Linked DNA regions of Mus musculus: region 1 is linked to region 2. The links are chromatin loops, found by intact Hi-C in ENCODE. Cell type or tissue: left cerebral cortex. All regions are shown on one strand.

Evidence for each region. Hi-C counts contacts between places; a loop is a spot of excess contacts. Peaks named below come from ENCODE experiments on the same cell type or tissue, not always from the same donor. Only the 100,000 strongest peaks of a DNase experiment are listed, where the experiment ranks them.
Region 1: it touches region 2 in a loop (6-fold over the local background); 6 of 42 quality-filtered maps call a loop at or near these places.

What each region holds. Positions count from the first base shown.
Region 1 is chr11:118,420,158-118,428,157 of GRCm38, forward strand. Gm35598 (a long non-coding RNA gene) reads right to left here. Exons shown (of 3, transcript XR_880340.2): 1 at 7,977-8,000; 2 at 2,536-2,656; 3 at 2,004-2,234. Among named protein-coding and RNA genes, the nearest start is that of Gm35598, 4.2 kb to the right of the region's middle. In left cerebral cortex, CTCF peaks have their summits at 3,307 (motif pointing right) and 4,699; DNase peaks (open chromatin) are centred at 3,330, 3,683 and 6,691; H3K4me3 peaks cover 400 bases; H3K27ac peaks cover 357 bases.
Region 2 is chr11:118,734,686-118,742,685 of GRCm38, forward strand. All of the region lies in intron 2 of Rbfox3 (RNA binding protein, fox-1 homolog (C. elegans) 3), which reads right to left. Among named protein-coding and RNA genes, the nearest start is that of Gm11750, 47 kb to the right of the region's middle. In left cerebral cortex, CTCF peaks have their summits at 3,320, 4,392 (motif pointing left), 5,500 (motif pointing left), 6,768 and 1 weaker place; DNase peaks (open chromatin) are centred at 3,855, 4,410, 4,970, 5,464 and 4 more places; H3K4me3 peaks cover 296 bases; H3K27ac peaks cover 2,253 bases.

The sequences.
Region 1 (8,000 bases), 310 kb before region 2:
AGAGTCGGTGTTCCAGGGGCGCGCGCGCGCGCGCGCGCACACACACACACACACATACACACACACACAGAGAGAGAGAGAGAGAGAGAGAGAGAGAGAGAGAGAGAGAGAGAGAGAGAGAACACGCATCTGTGTGGGTTTATATATTCACAGGTGCACTTGCGTTCCCCTAGAGGCCAGAGGACAACCTCGGTTTCTGGATGGCCTGGAACTGGCTGAGTAGGCTAGCCTGGCTGGCCACTGAGCCCCAGTGAGTCCCAGGAAGCTCTAGTACCCCTTGCACCAGGATTGCAACACCACACCCATCATTTTCGTAACATGATTTCTGGGCAGTGGATTCACCTCTGTGCTTGCAAGTCTATCACTTTGCCAGCTGAGTTTTCTTCTCAGCCCTGTCATATCTTTTAGACGGTGTGCAATTCTTTTGTAGCTATGGTAATATCTCTTTAAGAAGAAATCCATCCCTTCCGTATTGCTATTGTGCAATACTAACCTTATCCGAATGATGTTTCCATAGGCACACAGGTCTGTTTAGGAGATGTTGGGTTGCATTGATACTTTTGTTACCAGCTTCAACACTTCTTTCTCATCATCTCGTTGCAAGCTTCAGAAGTTGAATGACACAGTCCTGCAACTACCCAGCAACTGACCTTTAGGGACCTTGAATAGAATTACTCCTGTAGAGTCAGGAGACCAATGAGGTTTTTTACCATATACAGTCTTCTACCCAAGACCATAGGGAAGCTATTTAATTCCACCCTAAAACATTCTTTTGGAATACCTAAAATCTCACATTTCAACAATACTTCAGGGAATATCCTTGTGTTATTAAAGCACAACTATAAAATGTACCTAGGATAAATTCCTAGAAGAAAACCTACTGGCCCAAAGTACGTGTTCATGCAGGAGTGAGTACATGTCCTCCAGAGCAGCAGTCTGCAGTGGCTCCATGGCTAAGAAAAGCCAGAAGATCTGCATTCTTCTTTGCATTATGGGAGACGCTGTCATAGCTGCCACAGGATCGGAAAAGTACCTGAACTTCCTCACCCTCCATGGAGTAGCCTACACTCTAGTAACAAAATGCAGGCAGCGAGAGAATAGCACATCATATTCACAAAATCTCTGTTTAAGAAATGAGAACCTTCAAAATCCAGAGAATCCCGGGAAACACGTGGCTCAAGCTGTCTTCAAACTAGCTATACATCTGAGGATGACCCCAGAACTGATACTCCAACCTTCCGAGTGTCTGGGATTACAGGTGTGCACCATCACACCTGGTCTGTGTGGTGAATGGCTGGAGGATGGCGCCCAGGGCTTTGGCATGCTCAGCACACATTCTACCAGTTGAACTCCAGCTCTAGCCTGGGAACATTATTTTAATGCTTGGATTTGATGAAGAAGGAACTGCATATATAAACATGATTGGACAAAAGGAATGTGACCTAATGGGATTAGGATGAGTGGGAGGATCTAGTGGGAGGACCTAGTGGGAGGATCTAGTGGGAGGATTTAGTGGGGGACCTAGTGGGAGGATTTAGTGGGGGACCTAGTGGGAGGACCTAATGGGAGGATCTGATGGGAGGACCCACTGGGAGGACTTAGTGGCGGGGGGGGGGTAGGGGGCTGGTGAGAGGATCTAGTGGGAGGAACTGGCAGGAATGTTTGCTTGGTGTCTCCTTGGCCCTTTGCAGCAACATTGGCCAGGTGGGGAACAAGACTCCTTCTGGCTTGAAGTTCATGTGGGATATCACCAAACAAGATGGGTCAGAAGACTTTTCAAAAATATGTAAACTTCCTCTTTTAAGAAAGACTTCTGGGGGCTGGAGAGATGGCTCAGTGGTTAAGAGCACTGACTGTTCTTCCAGAGATCCTGAGTTCAATTCCTAGCAACCACATGGTGGCTCACAACCATCTGTAATGGGATCTAGTGCCTCCTTCTGGTGTGTTTGAAGATAGTTACAGTGTACTCATGTAAATAAAATAAATATATATATATTTTTAAAGAACAACTTCTTCCTTTGGTTTTGTGTCTGATTGTTTTGCCCTTATGCATATTCACCGTGTGCTTGACTGGTGCATGGAGGTCGAAGCGGGAGTAGGATCCCATGGAACTCGAACTACGGATGGCTGTGAGTCTCCATGTGGGCACTGGGAATCCAACCTGGGTCCTCTGCAGGTTTAGCAAGTGCTCGTAACTCCTGGGCTATCTCTTCAGTCCTACAGAAAAAAAAAGCCTTAAAAAAAAAAAGAATGTTTTATGCATTGCTTGACAATGTCATACATGTCTACAATGTATCTTGATCATATTCACTTCCAGCTCCCCCCTCCTCTTAGTGCTACCTGCTGGGAAGTCGACTGACCTTCCCAGATTGATCCTGTGGGTAACCATAACTGTCGTGCCCTATCGAGAAGACAGCAGCTTACAGCGGCACTCCTCCCATTCTCCACCTCCTCTTCCACAATTCCCTGAGCTTTGTGTGGAGTGCGGTTGAAACAGATCGCCCATCTAAGGCTGAGTACCTAACAGCCACTCACTCTCTGTACTTTGTAGGTCGGAGAACTTCTTCGATAGCCAGCTTCTGCACAGAGAGGTGGGAAAGCTTCTATGTTGTTTCTGGATTTCGTGGCAGGATTTCTGGGACAGGGGTTCTACTTTCTATGGGGAAAGAGGAGTAGAGACAGGAGAGCTGAAGAAGGTTGAGAGAGGTTTTGCTTCTAAGGGTCTCTCCGTCGCTCCTCATTCAGCCCGGAGGACTTCACACCATTCCTTGAGGTATCATGGTCTGTGCCCCAGCATCTCTGCCACATTCAGAACACCTTGGACTAGAGGTAGTGAGGACATGAAGAAAGGACAGACACAGACACACATACAGAAAAGCTCGTGTGCTGTGTGCACTCAGATGGAATGGAATCAATAACTACATCAAGCCAGGACCTCAAGTATGTTTGTTAGCTACAGCACAGGGACACGTTACCTAGTCTCTGTGGGAGGAGTCTGTAGGCCAGCCGTCTCTGCAGAAGGAAGCAGCGGCTGCTAGTTTCTGTATGCACTTGTCAAACACTTGCACTTGGACGTCAGGATGGGTCTGGGCCTTGGGGTCCCTGACAGCCATGCCCATGTCAACAGTACACCTCCACTCAGGCCTCCACTCAATCAGGGCTTCCTCTGCCCCTTACACACAGCCTTTCAGCACACTTTGTTCCTGTTGCTCTGTATAATGGTCGGTTGTCACTCTGGCCATCCCTTCTTTCAATCTCTCACAGCTCCTCCTAGTTAAGCGCTTAGGACTGTGCCTTCCACCAGGGGGCGATGTCACTTTATTTATCAGGTTAAGATAATTACATCAGGGTCGTTTCAAGCCTCTGTGTGAACTGACATGTTTTACCAAAACGGAGGGAGCTAGTAGAGACAGAGAAACTGAGGCACGGGGAGGTTAAATGGCTGAATGAACATCAAGAGGCGCGTGAACGGCCACGGCCCGAGTGTGCTGACCTTGCAGAGGGACAGTCCTTACTTACATTTCTTTCCTTCCAGCTGTGAGGTCCTGTACCAGCCCTTAAGCTGCCAATCCTGAGCTCCACCTGCCTAGGCCTCCCAGAAAACAGGCAGCGCCCGACAGGAGCCATGAGCTCGGGCCCGTGGCCAGGACTAGTCTGGATGCCAGGTTTCCTTTCCCGTTTCAGCAACTTCTGTGGATCTCTGAGCGGTTCCCCCATCCCCCTCTTGGCAGTGGAGCACCACCCATGGAAGCCTGCCTGCAGAATGGAATTCAAAAGTTTGCAAAGCCAGCCTTTGCCTGTGGGATAGCCGGGCAGACGAGCCCAGAATAGCCGGCTTGGCAGAATGTTAGGGCCCCAGTGGGAGAAGACATGGGGCTGCTAATGACATGCTGTGCTCACTGGGGACCCAGTGTCTCTCTACAGCAGCCCAGGTCTCACAGCCCTTTCCCCAAACCAGAGAACAGCAGCAGGAATGATGTCACCAGGGAGAAGGAAAGAATTGCCCAGCCGGGACTGGGGAGACGCCTCAGCAGGGTGCAAGAGCACCTGCTGGACAAGCTTGGGGATGGAGATCTCAAAGGTAATCGGGTGAGGAGTGACCAACACGCACACACGCGCACACACACACATGCACACACATGCACACACACACACACACACACACACACACACTCACACACACAGACCAAAAAACATCAAACAGATACACCACATACACACATATATACACAAAAGCAAATAAATATAGCACTACAATATGTCGGGGCAGAGCATGCCCCTGTGGTAGGCTGCAGGGAGGGATGCTCCACCGTCTCTCGTGCTCTTCTCCCAGGAGCTGCCCTGGTCTGAGGAGAGAGAGCCGGTTGGGAATATGGAGGAAGCCTTTGTTGCTTGGCCCAGACACCCTTGTGTAGGTGCAGTAGCTAGGGAATTTGGGGCAGACATAGCTTACTTTGGAACTTGACAGGGAGACCCTGGAGCGGCGCTTGGTCTTGACATCTGTCCCATGTTCTCAGGATGATGACCTCTGACCCAGGCTGTGCTGATCTAGGCTCTGCTGACCCAGGCTCCACTGACCCGGGCTCTGAGTCATCTTGGGCTTCATTTGTTATGTTTTGCTTCGCCATGACCCTTGCCTGAGCCCCAGAGGGACAGCTTGAGCTAAGTGGGAAACATTCAGGTTCTGGCCGCTTGGGGTGCTTGTGGCAGTGATGGAAGGAGACCGGGAGATCTGCAAAGCATTCTCCGCCTTGCTGAATTTCCTGTCTTTCTTACAGTTTCAAAGCAGAAATGAAATTGACGACAAAGGGTTTTAGGGCCTGACAGCTGTCCAGCTCAGTGACACATAAATTCTCTTACTCCTTAGCCTTTTCGACCTGGCCCTTGTGAGTCTCTTTGGCTGTTTGCCTGCTAGATCGGGTTGTGGTTGGTGAGGGATGACACCTCTCAGACACACTCCATTCCTAATCCCATCCTGTAGAATTCTCCATGCCTCCGAGCCTTCTGACTCAGGCACCATGGGTCGTGCCCAAGGCTCCCTTTGCTGTGTTTAGTATCAAGCTGCTCCTCTCCCAGTCTCTACCTCAAAGAAAATAAACATGTCCCAATTAAGTCTCTTGGGAGATGTGGGGGCTCGGCCTAAGAGTCTGGAAGCAGGAAGGTTATACTAGTACTTATTGATATCGTAACATGTCCTATGTACCTAAACCCTTTTATTAACCATGTGAGAAGCTTCGAGTCATGGTTGCTTATCCAAAATTCCCCAAACACACCAGGGATGGTGGTGCACATATCTAACCCCAGCAATTGGGAGGATGGGTCAGAAGGATTGGTATTAGCTGAGAGCCAGCCTGGGTTACTGGGTTACTGAGGCTCTGCCACAGAGGAAAAATCAGAAAGAAGAATGGGGAGATGGCACACACACACACACACACACACACACACACACACGGTAATTCTGTTTGTTTGATTACTTATTGAGACAGTGTCTAACTGTGTATCTCTGGCTGGTCTTGAATTTGCTAAATAAACCAGGTTGGCCTCAAACTCACAGGGTTCCATCTATCTCTGCCTCTTAAGGGCTGGAATTGAATGCATGTACCAGCATACCTGGTTAATACATGCAACTGCAAAAGGAAACCAGAAACTAAAAACAGAAGCGAGCTAACCAAACCCCACCCCAAATCTCCCAAATACAAAACAACCTGAAGTCTTGGTCTCCCCGAGTTTGACATAAACTTAATAGTACAATGTGACTTGAACTGTCCTGAAACCACATGACCTTCATGTATTGCCCTGAAGAATGGTCAGGGCTGCTCCAGGTCCCCTGCATTAGCCGCTTTCTGGGAAATCTCCATCTCACTCTGGTTCATCTGGCCCAGTTGATTCCAGATTAGAGACACCGAGTCCAGCTTGGCTTTGTCCATGAGGCACCAATCCTGTGAGTTTGGAAACCAGTTGGGTGGATGCAGAACTTCCTGTTGGAATGAGCCAGCTGCGGAGTTGACCATCATCTGGTGAATCTCTAAACCTTTCTTCTGCTTTTGACCCCCAGGTTGGCATCTCAGAATTACATTAGAGAGTGCTGCTTTCCCAACCTCCATCCTAAATCCATCTTGGGTGTGTGTGTCCCTCTCCTGAGTCACATGCCCAACTGTATGAATCCTGCTGTACTGCTCTGAGCCAGGTTTTCACTAAGCTGAGTCTTCTGGGTGGGACCATGATAAAAAGCAATGCTGCATTCTCTCCTCACAAGATTTCCAAGACTCTTTGTTGACCCTGCAGCAGCCCTGGACAGGGGGTGTGGGGTTAAGGGTCCCTCTTGCTTCTGCTGCCTGCTCTCCCTGGCATCTCTACTGTGAAAGATGTTGGGGACAGAGAGACAAGGGACAGGCTGGGTCCATGTGCTGGGTGGGAAGCGGCATGTCACTTACAGGAATGAGGGGAATCTTGTCTTTGCCTTTTCCTATATAGATAACCAAGGATGCAATTTGCTCAGTCTTAGATATTTGCCAAGCAACAGGAACTCTCCTCAGGGCTGCTAGGTTGGGGCTGGCCACATCTCTGGTGGAACACATCTATGTATTCTTGAAGGCGTCCTTAAGTGCTCCGCCGGGTACCAGAGGGCCAGCAATGTCTTTCCTTCTCATGAGTTGGCACTTGGATTTGGAATTTCTGGAGAAGCCTGTGGGAATTCACAGACTTCTGCCTGACGTCAAATCCTCCCTCTTCTCCTTCCATCCTGGGCCATTCTGGGATTTGACGTCTGCCTTTCTATGCCCAGCCTTGGGAGGAGATGATGGGGGCACTGGCTTGCACCCCTTCTCTTCCCCTTTCGATTCTGTTGGCCCTTCTTTATGCTGGCACAGCAAAGAGTAGAAAAGTGCAGCCTGTTTGTTTTGCCTGGGCTATCCCAAACCAGCATCTCCTGCCTAGAGAGAGGAGGGAGGAAAGGAGGGGTGGGAGGGGGAGGAAGGGTGGGGAGGGGAGGCAGAGAGGGGAAGGAAAGAGGGAGGGAGAAAAAGAGGAGAGAGGAAGGGGTAAAGGGAGAAAAATGGAGAGAGGGAGAGAAGGGGAAGGGAGAAGGGGGGGAGATGGGGGGAGAGAAAGAGGGAGGAGGGAGAAAGGGGGAGAGGGAGGAGAAAAGAAAGGGGAGAGGAAGAGGGGGAGAAGGGGGGAGAGAGGGGGAGAGGGAGGGGGAGGGAGAAGGCGCTCTCAGAGTCTGATGTCACCAGGGTAGTTTCATATCTCAGTTCAGATCCTCTCTCTTTTAGAGTTGTAATAAGATCCCAGAGCAAGCTTTCTGACTCAGTGTTTGGGGATGGAGGCTAGGAGGGACTGATCTGTAGAAGCCTGGGACATGATCCCCACAGGAGGAGACTCACGAGGGCATGTGTGTAAGATTAAGGAATGTCCAGAGCAGAGTGCTGGCCCAGCACCACACTCCAGGGCTTCACTGGAGGACCTGGACCCTCCAGATGCTGCCTGCCCACCTTTGCCTCATAGGGTTCTCTAGACTCTTAGCAACTGAGTGATCCCCTTCCAATACATACTTGCATGAACACACAACCTGCCATTTTGCTACAAAGGAATCATGGATACCAAATTTACCCTCGGTCCCTGGAGTACAAGTAGCCCTGATGGCAAGGGTCTCAGATGGGACCACTGCTGGGACTCACACACCTAAATCAATGCTCCTACCACCAATTGAGATTCTCTGCCTTTTTGCAGGTCTCTGTCCTGCATGGAATATCCTCGTCCTGGGCTCACAGCCACCTTCACATCTGGAAAGACCTCTAGATAAACAGAAGCGTCCACCTCCATCCCCTTCTAGCCTGTGCCAGCTCCCTGGGGCGTCCAGAAGTAGGGACAGCCAGTCAGCCAGCCAGCCAGCCGGGCACACACACAGTTAATTCTTGGCGGCTGCTGTTTGGATAGAAAGCACTAGGAGCGGTCTAGGCTCCTCCACAACTCACATCTGGCTGGGGTTGGCGCTTTGT
Region 2 (8,000 bases):
TGCATGTATAGTGTGTGTTCATGTGCATGTGTGTACTATACACATTCCGCATGTGTATGTGCTATACAGTGTATACATGTATGTGCATCATATGGACCACTGTGCAGAGTGTGTATTTTGTTCATATACATTCCTCTGCATCGATGTTCTATGCAGGTATGCACACATATGTGCATGTATACTCCATATGTTATGTTAAATGCAGTGTGTACATATATACTCAATGTGCACACGTACATATATACTCAATGTGCTCTATGCAGTGTGTGTGCACACATGTATGCATATATACTCAATGTGTATGTTCTATACAGTAGGTACATATTTGTGTATGTTCTATACAAGTGTGTGCATGTACACTCCATAGGATACACCATGTGATAAGTACATATACATACTCTTATTGTGTGCCTGGGTACATACATTGTGTATATGATACAATGTGTACACATATATTCATACATACATACATACATGTTCATAAGTGTGTGTGCTTGTTTGTGTATGTTAGTAGGCATCCTGACCACACAGGCTTCTCAGACCCAAGGCTCCCATATAGACAACAACCAGGGGCTCTGCTGTCAGCTGGGCTTAGAATGCCATACTGTGTGCTGACAGGATCTTTCTAGAATCTTCAAAGCATTCCGGCACAGCCATGGCCAAGTCAGGTTCAAGGTATCAGAGAACTCCCTCGGTGGCTCTTTGGGGGTCAGTCCTAGCTCAGGGAACCAGTGGTCCTGCCTCACACCACAGTGAACTAGTTTCAGCTGGATCCAGCTCTGCCTACACTCCTTCCTTAGCCACCAAAGCTGAGCACTTTTTAAAGAGATTTATTTTAGACATTCTTCCCTTCAGACCTGCGGGATTTATGCTGACTGCAAGCGTCTGCCCTTGCATGCCCAGCAGGTAGGTGAGTACACTCCTTCCCACCTGCAGCTTGCTGCCCCAGCATGGCCACACTGGATGGCATCTCCTGCCAGGTGCCCTGCAGCTGCCAAAGCTTCTGCCCAAGCATAGCTTCCAGCAGTCTCTGAACCCCGCTCATAACTTCTCTCCCCACTTATCTGACAGCTGCTGTCACCTGACCCACCTTAATCTCCTTCCAGGCCTGGGGAGAGCTTCTCCTGGCTCTGCCCAGCAGCCAGGCCCTTTAATCCTTTTAGTTGTGAACCTCGCTGCCTCTCTTCTTGCATTTCAAAGGAGGCCCTGGCCTGGAGTGTGTTGTCCATTTGTGTCTGTGCATGGCCCCATGTCCACACAGACAGGAGGAGACGTGACACCCAGAATCCCCAGGCATCTCTCAAGTAGGCTCTCAGGATGTTGTGGCAAGGATTTGCAACCTTGCAAACAGGATGCTTCCCTGGACCGATTTCGCTCCAGTCTGAGAGCCACTGAGAGCCTCCAGTTAGCCTGAGTTCCTTGTCACTCTGAGGGAGAGGCCACTCTGCCTCTTCGTTTGTTCTCAAAGCTAATCCCCACCCCCTGCTGCCACTGTCTCTACAGCAGCTTCCCCTCCACCAGCTGACACCCCAATTCCTCCTTGTCTTCTTGAGGTGCGCGTGCAGGGCTGGGTTTCTGACCTGGCCTCAGGCTGGCATTGGGGGAAGAGAGAAGAAGGCATGGGGAATAATTCCTACCCAAGGTGGGGTCAAGAGAGATGTGACCGAGCCAGAGCCACCACCCACATGGTTGTCACCTGCACTTAGGGCTCCCTGTGTCCTATCAGCCACATTCCAACTGCCCCTCAGCCCAGCTCCCCCCCCCCTCATTTCTTCAACGTTGGCTCCACCAGCTACCAGCTGCCCCGTCCAACTCAGGGACCTGCCTCCAGATTCAACTCAAGGGTATCATAGGTACCAGCTCACCTACTCCAGAAGTCACCCTGACCCTCACATTACATGGAGATCAAGAGATTTCTGCTAGAAATAGAGGGGGGCTGTGGTTCCTGCCCCTGCTGCTGCTGTCTTTTGGGAAAAGAACCAACCATACAGACAGACAGACAGACAGATAGACACAAGTGGCTGAGAGGAGCGCGTGAGAGTCTGAAGAGCGTCTGGTTCTCTCCTCTCCTCCCTGCTCCTCCCAGGCAGTGTTAACAATACGATGAGCCTCCGCTCCCCCCGACACCACTCAGCTCCTAGGAGGTACAATGTAGATAAATGTTTTGCAAGAAATTGGAAAAATGAAGTTGGAGATATGATGGTTTGGGGGACCCCAGAGATGAGAAGCCCACACTCACATACACCAAGGCTGGATTTTTTTCTCTAATACAGCCCCCACCCCTCGGTCCTGTAGGCCCCTGGTTCCCATTCTGAACTTGAGGTTTCATTGCTGGCTGCGTATAGATATGGGTCTCCAGCTTACAGCACTGGGCGTGGGGTGGGGGTGGGCGGACTCTACACCCTGGGACTCTGTGGATACACACAGCAGCAGACTCACTCATTAGAGTATTTAAGAGAGGCCCTATTAATAAGTATGTCATCACTCCCTGCTTGCCTCTGAGGGCTCCATCCCAAGGGAGTTGTTGAGACATCCAAGCCACTGGCTTTGGTCCCAGGGTGTCACTCTCTCTGCCTGGGATACATGGTTCACATTTCTGACAGTTCTGTGGTAGGACAATCCCAGGCTGGCCACCAGGCTTGGGAGCCTCCCGCCTGCATCACACAGGTTGGTTGGCTCAGGGGTGGAAGAGAATAACTTCAAAGGAGAGAGAACAGGTGGGGCAGGAGGCCAGCTTTGATCCTGAAGGGCTGGGAACTCATTTCTCCATGTTACTAAGACACAGTCGCACATAGCTGAGGGGAAAGTGGTTGGCGACCATTAAAGCCTGTGGTAGGGGGAGCTGGAGGTAGGGTAGGCTCAGGGAGGGGATGCATTCATCCAGAGAGTGGTGTGGCCCTTGGACTTCCGAGTTCTGTACCCAGAGGCCTCGTCAGTAACATACCGCTTCGTACCTCCGCCTTAGTCTGGTATTCATTCAGGTAAACTACAGCACTGCATGACTGATTTTTTAAATTTTTAATTAAAAAAATTAAATGTATTATTAATTTTTTTGAGACAGGGTCTTACTATGTAGCTCTCTCTCAGAATTCACTCTGAAGCCCAGGCTGGCTCAGACTCAGAGATCTGCCTGTGTCTACCTCCTGAATGGTAGGACTAAAGATGTATGTCTCTACACCAGGGTTCATGTGGGATTCTTAAAACACTCTTGCCTGGGCTGTGTGGTCGGGTGGTCTTGCTGCTACTTTCATTGGCCCGTCCTCTCTACCTGCTGCAGTGCCTGAGGGTAGAGAACTACCAAGGCTTTGCAGGGTACACTTGTCAGTTTGCCCTCTAGGGGCAATCCTTCCAGCATTGCCCCCTTTAACCAGCAGGGGCTAGCTCAGGGTGCACCCAGGCAATGGGGAGCTACAGGGTGTGTGTGTGTGTGTGTGTGTGTGTGTGTGAAGTGTTAGGAACCCCTGGAAAGAGAAGCTTCTCACGGGGAGGCATCTTCTCACTCAGATGCCAGGGTGAGACACCTCTTTTCTAGCATGGAGGGAGATTTTCAGACCTCATAATCTCCAGCCAATTACACTACCTGCTCCCCTCCTCTTCATGCTCCCAGTAGGCTCCTCCACGTCCCTTTGGTGGTCAGTGAAGGATGGGGGGGGCGGTGTGTGTGTGTGTGTGTGTGTGTGTGTGTGTGGCCTGTGACTCTTCTATCAGTTCCCCCCTTCATCTCTCAGACTGGCCCTGGTTGGTTTTCGTGGACGTCAGTCTTCAAATCTCCAGCCTTGATCTTTTACACTGCCTCCAGCCTAACATCCACATTCCCCAGCAGAGCCACTGGGTGGCGCCACAGCGCCCTCCTCTCACCCTCACCTCCTGACCCTGGGTAACAAGCTGTCTGGAAGAAATGCTGGAGGGGAAGAAAGGAAGCAATTTAGACCCAGCACACATGGACTAGGGCTCCGGCTCCTGTGACTGAGGGGGACCTGGAGGTGATTTAACTTTCTTGGGCCTCGGTTTCCTCTTGTTAATTATGATGTCATATATAGCCCCCTTGTATCATGTTAAGGTTCAAGTTTATAACCAGACTGCCAATAAGATAGCCATGCATGGTGCTGCTTTTAATCTGACTCTAACTGACCACACCGTGTGAGCTGACATAGGAATAGACACAAGGCTATACGCATGCCAATATACCGTGCTTGCATGTGAGTTGGAGTTGAGGAACATGGAGACACGTGACGATCATTATGCAAGTATTTGAGGTGCCACACCGTGCTGTGCATCTCAGATTCACGACCTGTAATAGAAGCCTGGCCTGACCAGCTCTGGGCTTTGGATTCCTGGATCCCAAGCTCTTTTGCAGCAGTTTGCAGAGGATGTCTGCTGCCCCCTGGTGGAAGATTCTTTGCATAGCAGTGCTCCCATCAAGGCCGCTGAGGAGCAGGCTTCCCGCTTGCTGCCTCTGATTTTCACCTCAGTCTGCAACAGCAGTTGTTGTGAGTCGTGGCAATCCTTGTCAGGACAGGATGAGAGTTTGGCCGAGATAAATGGGACATGGACACTCCATCACGTCATTTCTCCCACCCCCTTAAGAGCAGCTGTTGGCCAGTCAGTGCTCAGTGGGCAGCGGCTGTCAAAGCTCTGCTTATGGCTTAGCAGCTGAAGAGGTTGCTATTCCCACTCTGCACCCTGATCTTGACCCTGGGCGCGGCATTTAACCCTCAGACCATCACAGGGCTGCGACCACATTGAAGCAATCGCTGTTCTTATTCTTAAACTGAGCCCAGGACCCCACTCCCTGCGGGTACCTGGACCCATGAACCAGCTGGTGTTTTGTGGCTAGCAGCCAGGCTAATCTTCCCATCACTTCTGCTGGGATACAGTCGGACTAACCTTCCCATCCATTTCAGGGCAGGGACTGCCATGTGACTTGCTTTGGCCAATGACGTGGCAGTGGGCGTGTTCTACTTCTAAGGGAAGTTTGCAGAACCAGAAAGCGGGGTGAACACTTTCCTCTGCCTACCAGCTGCCAGGCGTTTGCTTTATGAGCTTGGGCACTGGAGTGTGGTCACAGCGGGCCAGATTGAGGCCAGCAATCCACAGTGCCATGAGCCAGATATGAGCTAAGCTTATGGAACTTATTTGGAGTTGTTAGTGAGCACATCAGGGGACCTGCTGACGGATCCTTTACCCAGCTTCTCCGAGTAAAACCCAGTTCCTTCTCACAAACATAAACTTATTATATAATGTGCACCGCATCTGATGTGAGCAGCAGAAAAAATTAACAAGTCCAAGGTACTTTCCTGTGAACACTTGGAATCTCTAATGAGACGGATTTGGGGTTCGTAGTTACATGGTAACAGTAAAGGAGACTGGGGTCACTCCTCCTGCAATGCCCCCACTCCTACTTCTGTTCAACTTGTTTCTTAGAAGACCAAAGATGAGTCATGTCAAGAAGGGAACTGAGCCAGCAGTGCAGTTGCACGGTACACAACGCCACCTGGTGGTATTAACTGGCACAGACTGGTGCCCAGACAGCTGGCAGGGTCAGAATTGCCTGCACATAGATTATATGCAGACAGATCCTTCTGCTGGCGGCATGAACACCCGAGAAGAGGACAGAAGGCACTGGGTGGAGAGTCAGCAGGTGGGAAGAGGTCAGCATCACTTAGAGCTGTGGGAGCAGCCTACAAAGCCAGCCTTGTTGTCACTGAGACAGGAGGTTGGTGCAGAAGGTATCCTAGAACCAAGCCCGATTCCATCACTGGGACAGTGGGTCCCCAAGGCACAAGTGGCAGACACTATCAGGAAATCAGATCTCTACTCCTCTTCCTCTAGGTGCTAGGCTGAGGAGGAGGAAGCTCTGCCTGTTTCTGTGTACACTCCAGGCCTGAGAGGTGGTATACAGACCTCCCAGTGGAAAGAGTAAATAAAGGAGATGCACAGGACACATGTCTGCAGTACAAGGTAGCCTGCTCCAAGAGGCCTGGTCAGAGCTTTGCCACCTTGCCACGGTCATTCTCCAAGTCACTCAGCATCCATCCAAATGAAACAATCGCCCACGTGGGCTTTCCCTCTCATCTCTGCCACTTCTCCAAAGTGAGCCACACCCCCACTGCTGGGCTGTTAAGAGCACCGTATCACCACCCGCTAAGGCAGTGCAAAGTCAATGAAGACAAATCAGAGAAAAGCAGTGCAAGGACCTGGGAGCTTGACTTGTGTTCAGATGAGAGAGCCCGGGAAGAGCCATGGACCACACAACACTACAAGCAAGTTTGAGGAAGGAGGTGAGATCTTAGCAGATGCTACACAGAGAAGACAAAGCTCAGGAGCTGAGAAGAACTTTCTAGAACACCCTCAAGAATCAACATGAGAAGTGTCATGGCCACAGACATTCACTGGGCTGACTGACAGACCAGGCTGTCACAGCAGACCCACGTCTGAGCCTCACACAGGCTCTGCTGATCCCAACCTCAAGGGTTATCACCAGACGTCCCACGGTCTGAATTCACCTCAAAGGTGACAACCTCTGATCCTGCTCAATGGGTGCATTCCAACATGCCGACCCCTGCAAGCACAATGACATAGCAATGGCAAGTCCCTTGGAAAGTTCCAGAACCACGATCCAGCTAGTGATGGACAGAAACCGGCTCTGAGAAGCCCTGAGAGAAGCTGAGTCCTGAGTGAACACTGCCAGGCGTCCCCTCCCAGAGAGACATTGCTTGGATCTTATTCTTCTTGGAGTGGCTGGATCTGGCTCTGGGGTCCACACATCTGGCGATGCTGAGCCAAGTGGGGGCAGCAGAGAGCTACTTAGAGCATAGCTGGGGGGGAGGGGAGAGCAGGGAACTAGAGGTATCCTGGTTAGGTTTTTGTCAACTTGACACAAGCTAAAGTTGTCTAAGAGGACATCAGCTAAGAAAATGCCTTATCTCGGGAGGCAGAGGCAGGCGGATTTCTGAGTTCAAGGCCAGCCTGGTCTACAGAGTGAGTTCCAGGACAGCCAGGGCTATACAGAGAAACCTTGTCTTGAAAAACCAGAGAGAGAGAGAGAGAGAGAGAGAGAGAGAGAGAGAGAGAGAGAATGCCTTATCAGACTAGCCTTTGGGGAATTTCCTTCATTGATGATTGGCAGGGAGGGCCCCGCCCACAGTGGGTGGGCTACCTTTGGGCAGGTGGTCCTAGGGTGTATGAAAGTACAGGCTGCACAAGGCAGTAAGCTGCAGCCCTCCACTGGCTCCTGCGTTGGCCCCTGCCTTAAGCTCCTGCCCTGACTTGTCTTCACAATTCTGTAAGAAGTAAGCTGAAATAAACCCTCTTTTCCCTACTTGCTTTTGGTCGTAGTGTTTATCACTGCAACAGAGAACACCTGGGACCATCTGACGGTAAAGATGGGGAAGAGAAAGGAGGAGAGGAAGGGAGAGGAGGGGAGGGGAGGGGAGGAGGAAAGAGGGAAGAAAAGGAAAGGGGAGAAGAGAGGAAGGGAGGGGAGGAGAGGGGAACAGAGGGGAGGGGAGGAGGGAGGGGGAGACAGGAGGAGAGGAGAGGAGGGGAGGGGAGGGGAGGGGAGGGGAGGGGAGAGAAAAGGAGAGGAGGGGAGGGGAGGGGAGGGGAGGAGAGAGGAGGGGAGGGGAGGGGAGGGGAGGAGAGAAGATGCTGCCTCTCTTTCCTGGCTCCCCTGGCACCAGTAGGGTACTGATGTATGCGGAACCAGATGGCTAAAGGAGCTGGGTTCTGCAGGGGGAAGGTATTCCCGAGCCTGTGCACTCTGCTTCCCCAGGATGGGATTCGGTGGTGGGTGAAGCTAGGGGGATCTAGAGATCTGGGATACAGAGAGACCTAGGAAAGCACGGGGCCTCCCCCAGGAAGGTGGTGAGGCTCTGGCTTGAGAAGATGTCTTGATCCCTAGCAGTCAGAGTACCAGGCACAACCTTCCCCAAGACTGTTGCTTTCCCATTCCACAAAGGGAGACATGGAGGCGCATGTCCAATGCCAAAGTAGAAGCA